Regions from separate parts of the Homo sapiens genome. Here region 2 is linked to region 1. Evidence: chromatin loops called from intact Hi-C (ENCODE). Cell type or tissue: ascending aorta. All regions are shown on one strand. Region 1 overlaps AUTS2 (activator of transcription and developmental regulator AUTS2). Region 2 overlaps AUTS2 (activator of transcription and developmental regulator AUTS2).

Region 1 (2,500 bases):
AACTGCACTCCACCCTGGGTGACAGAGCGAGCATCCGTCTCAAAAAAAAAAAAAGAAAGAAAGAAAAACTATCATTAGACTTAATTTGTGTCATTTCAGAGGACAGAATTGAGGCCATTCTGTGTGTGTAGGTTCTGGAAGGACACATTTCAGTGCAGAATAAAAGATGTAGTTGTAGCTTGGTAGACTGGCTGCCTTGAAAATTAGTAAACTGTCAACAGAAATATTCAAATACAGGCTAGAAAATCCTCTCAACAAGGAAGTAAAGGGGATTCCTACACTAAGAGACTGAATTTATTAATCTTCAGACTTGGTCTATTATGACATTTACTTGAAGTGTTCTAAGAACTTCACCTTTACCATTGTCTTATGTGGTATTGTTTTCTTCAGCAAAAGACAGGAGCTAAGAATTTTTGGTTGGCTTATTTGCTGTACCAGAGGCAAATAACTGTGCTGTGTTGGAATGACTTAGAAGTAGAAAATATTTCGATCAGGTGCAAATCATGGTCAGGAAGACAACAAGGTCAACTTTTTAAACCCAGATTCTCCAGGGTGAGGATGCATCATGTACAAAACATGACTGACACTAAGCAAAGAGTCTGAAGTGGTTTGATCAGTATATATTGATTATTTGATTTATTGACTTTGCTGCAGTCTTCTTGGAGCTCTTCAGCATCCAGTACTATAAAACTCACTTTTTCATTGTAACATTTGACTTGAGCAAGGACTTAGGTATTTGGCACAAATGACATTCTCTCCTCTTTTCTGATTAATGTGGCTCTGGGATCAAACAAAGTTAGTGCAAATACTGGAATATTTGCTCAAATAGAGACCAAAAGGGCTTAAAATTCAGTGCAGGTAGAATTGTTTAAGTATCAGAAGGGCAGACTTTGGTAATTTCAGCTGCATATGTTGGTTCTTATTTCATTTTGGTAGAAATTGAGTACTGGAGACTGCCTGGAAGCCAGCCTCCAGCATTGACGTCTGACAGTAACCGCAAAAGCAGTCCCCCTTTCCGCTGGCAGAGCCAGGACCACGTCCGTGGCTGTGATCTCAGGGGAGGGCTCCCAGTCCACAGCCTGGGCTTATGACTGGGAAGCCTGCTTCTTGTAAGGTGGGGAAAACAGAGCCAAACTGACCCCACAGAATTTGAACTTGGAGAAACTGTCGAATCCAAAGGATCCATCAAGGCCAGGGACAACGCCTAGTCTGAACTGGCGACCATGGGCTTTTTCAGAGCCAGGTGTCAGAAATGGGTAAATATCAAATTGTGTCTGATTAAAAACAGGAGGGAGCAGAGCTCCCCTTACTCACTGAGGAGCCAAAGTCAGCTGAATGGTGTTTGGCTCCAAATAATTCAAAAGCCACAGTCTCATGACCCAACCAAAGAAATATTCAAAACTAGCCTGAAATAGAACAGCCTGTTTTCAGAAATATGCTATCAAACACATTTATCTTTGGCTAAAAAACGAATTAAGTAGTTTTCTCTTAAAATGGCCAGATATCCATTAACATAGAAGAGTATAGGATAAATACCTCTTATGGAGATGGTCAGATTCATGATTTCATTTAAGTTAAAAATATTGGCAATGATACCGTATAAATAATATTTGCTCTCATCCAACACTTTTGGTTGAATTAGTCTATTACCTGGGGAAAACACTGAAATAGGATGAAATAATACTAAGAATAACATTAGAATTATATATTTGAAAATTACTGATTATATAGCTATTTCACCAATGAGATATTCACAAGATAAAGAAGAGGGATAATGATAGCCCAAGTGGACTTCCCAATAATGCAATAGTGAAGAAATCAAAATCCAGCCAACATGGACATGTCTTATATCTTGATTGGAAGGTAGATAACACAGTACATACATTTGTCAAAACTCAACCAACTGTACACTTTACAGCTGTGTGTTTTCCTGTGTACAAACTATACTTCAAGGAAAAAGTCAAATCAACTTATTTATGGAGCTACAATTTATGAGAAAGTACAACATTAAGCAAGCCTTGGGAGAAAAATTTCCCAGCATTCAGGAAACTTGCAAATCATTCGTTAGCCCTAGACACAAATGTAAGAAAATTTTAATAATAAAAATTAAGTCAATGATGAGGGATTTGAAGATTCTTAATATTGTGGACCTAAATGGAGCCTCTATGATCATTAACCCTCCAGTTACAAATATGGTAAAACAGACATTAAGAAAATTTTAGAAAATTTTCCAAAGAAAATCAGAGTCAGAATTTGACTAGATGGCAGAACGATAAGCTTAAAGCTCCTTCTCCTTTCTCCTTTGTCACATTGACTTCCTCCTGCTCCTACCTGCTAAATATTCTCAAGGGTCTGTTTTCAGCTCTCTTTACCTTTATTTTTATATTGCACTCCCGTTGATCCTTTAATTTCAAAGTTGTTATTTCTTTATTCAGTCAGTAAACACTTTTTGAGTGTATACCGTATACCAAGCACTGTTTTATAGGTGGGTGATACACAG
Region 2 (2,500 bases), 310 kb after region 1:
CAGGAGGCAGTGGTAGAGAAAAATCACTGTTACCTATATTTTTAAAAAGACTTGTATAACACCACATTGTGCTACCAGTTTGGGGGAGGGGGTGATGAAGCTAGAGAGAGAAGGCTTCTTATTTCCAAACTTAGAGGCTAGAGGAGGGGGAAGTATGCCATACAGCAAGCACCCCCACCTTTTTTTTTTTTTTTTAACTTGAGAGGTTTTTCAAGAGTGCCATGAAATCAAATAGTGATAGACATGCAACTTCAAAGAGGCAAGGAGTGGCCATCATTACTTTAAACCAGTCTGCATGTCATTCATATGTGGTGTGCATCTCTCCCAACCCCTGTTCTCTTCCTCTCTTCCTCCAGCCACACTCCAGGTAACGGTGGCACTGGGAGGGGACTTAGAACTGAAGTTTTCCTCTCACCCCACCTTGGTGTGCCCACTGTACTCCACAACCCTACCGGTTGCAACCTAGGGCTTGCTTGCTCTTTTTCTTGTACTAGGAAAATTGCAGCAGCTTTTCCTCTGCACCAAGGAGGGACCTTGTCAAGCTGCAGGTGTGGAATTAAAACTCCAGATGTTTTCAGAGGGTTTCCTCGCCCGGGGTGCGTTCTGGTGGGAGTGGGTTGCTCAGGGGAATCTGCTGAGTGCCTCATTTCTGGCCATTCAGTCCCCCACACCCTCTGGGGGCACTGCACTGTGCTCTAGGGGATACAGACACGATACATGTTAGGATGATAGACGTAACTGCTGCCCATGTAGCGAGGCTTTGCCATTGCTTTCATTCTTTCCCTACATTCGGTGAATGCCAGGGGAAGCAACAGGCTCCACTTTTGTGGATGCAGGGTGTGCACGTGTCAGAGGGTGTGAGGAGCTGGGAGGAGAGGATTTCTAAGTGGCCAGTTCATGCTCTTAAGTTATTCATCAAACCGAGCACACTGCGGTCAGTCGGCTGTGGTGGGGAAGGAGGTTAGGTGAAGACCTTTGTGTCTGAGACCCAGACCGTGATCCCCGTCTCCATTTTCCACAATGCAATGATTATTTTGTATTGAGCGCCTACTATGTGCCAGGCCTTTTACATACATGACTTTACCACTGAGCCCTCACAACCGCCCAGAGAGCCTGCTCTTTGCAGATGTGACTGGCTTGGTGGCAATTCAACCCCAGGCTGCGGGCCTAGTGGCCTTTCCCTGCCATGGCGCAATCTTGGAAGCGGCAACTGCGGGGAGGGCGAGGAGCGGTGCAGTTTCCGCCGCGCCCGCCCGCAAGGAAGGCAGCCGGGGGGAGCCGAGGGCTCGAGCCGCGGGGGGAGCAACAGCTGTCGATGTCGCGCCTGGGGACCGCGCCTCCGCTGGGCCGACCCGGCGCCGGGGACGAGAGGAGGGGCGGCGAGGGGCGGGGCGCGCGGGGCGGGACGGAGGAGGGGCGGTGGCACCGGCGGCTCGGGCTCGGCGCGCCGAGGAAGTCCCGCTCCGAGAGCTGCGAGCGTCTGGAGGAGGCGCGCTCGGCGCAGTCGGGGAGCGAAGTCCGGAGCAAGGGGCCCCCGCGTAGCCGCCGCCCCCTCCTGCTACCGTCCAGCCAGGGAGCCCGCGGCGGCCGCCGATGGAGTTCACTTGAGCTGTGAACCGGCGGGAGAGGCAGGCGCCCGCAAGCCGAGCGCGGGCCGGAGCCCAGCCAGCCCCGGGCGCTCACCCGCCAGCCCGCAAGCTCCGGCCAGAGGCGCCGCCGCCCCGCGCCCCGCCGTTGCAGCGCCTCCTGGGCCGCGCGCCGGCGAGATCCGCACAAAATCCAGACTCCCGGAGCGGCTCCCTCCAGCACCGCGGCGGGCCCAGGACCAGGCAGCCCGCGGCGCGGCTGGAGAGGCGGGACCGGCTGTCGGGGAGCCCCGGGCGGCCGCCGGGGAGAAGCCGCCGCGCGCCCTCCTCCTCCTCCTCCCTCTCCCTCCTCCCTCCCTCCGCACATGGTCTCCTTTGTCCTGTCGCCGCCGCCGCCGCCTCGCTCTTAGCTCCGCGCGCCGCGGCGGCGGCTCAGGCCGCTCTTCTCCGCCTCGCCCTCCCGCCGGCCGGCCCGGGACGCGCCTTGTTAGCCCCCGCCGCGCCAGCGCGGCCCCGCGCGCCGCAGGAGCGGCGGGGAGACAGTGGCGAGCGCGGGCCGGGCGATCTCGGCGGGCGCGCTCCTCCCGCCGCCCGGGGCCTCGGCCGCGCTGGATGTGTGCGCGCGGCGCCGGCTCTCGGTCGCCCCGAAGCTGTTGCCCGGTTCGGATCTGGTTCGGCGCCTCCGCTCTCGGACTTTGGCGAGGAAGGAGCCCAGAGACTCTTGTGGACAGAGCCGGGTCGAGAGTTGGGCGTTTTCTCTTCGTGTGTTTTGGTGGTTTCCCCCCTGGTCTTTGACGATCGCCCTTCGGGAGCCCTGCTAAAGAACCAAACCATGAACTTGGGGCTGACCGGACCGTTTAACCCTTTGCAACCAGGTAATGAAGCCCCCGGGGCGCGGCTCGCTTGCCTACCTC

What was found. Peaks named below come from ENCODE experiments on the same cell type or tissue, not always from the same donor. Only the 100,000 strongest peaks of a DNase experiment are listed, where the experiment ranks them.
Region 2: a loop joins it to region 1, with 4 times the contacts of the local background. A loop is called at or near these places in 4 of 110 quality-filtered maps.

The regions. Positions count from the first base shown.
Region 1 is chr7:70,379,461-70,381,960 of GRCh38, forward strand. The region is part of intron 4 of AUTS2 (activator of transcription and developmental regulator AUTS2); the gene reads left to right. Among named protein-coding and RNA genes, the nearest start is that of GALNT17, 750 kb to the right of the region's middle. In ascending aorta, no CTCF peak of the experiment used is centred here; a DNase peak (open chromatin) is centred at 1,061; H3K4me3 peaks cover 584 bases; H3K27ac peaks cover 1,830 bases.
Region 2 is chr7:70,692,585-70,695,084 of GRCh38, forward strand. The region is part of intron 5 of AUTS2 (activator of transcription and developmental regulator AUTS2); the gene reads left to right. Among named protein-coding and RNA genes, the nearest start is that of GALNT17, 440 kb to the right of the region's middle. RefSeq lists silencers at 1,102-1,151, 1,242-1,601, 1,612-1,951, 2,052-2,231. In ascending aorta, no CTCF peak of the experiment used is centred here; DNase peaks (open chromatin) are centred at 1,267, 1,997 and 2,377; H3K4me3 peaks cover 1,800 bases; H3K27ac peaks cover 2,064 bases.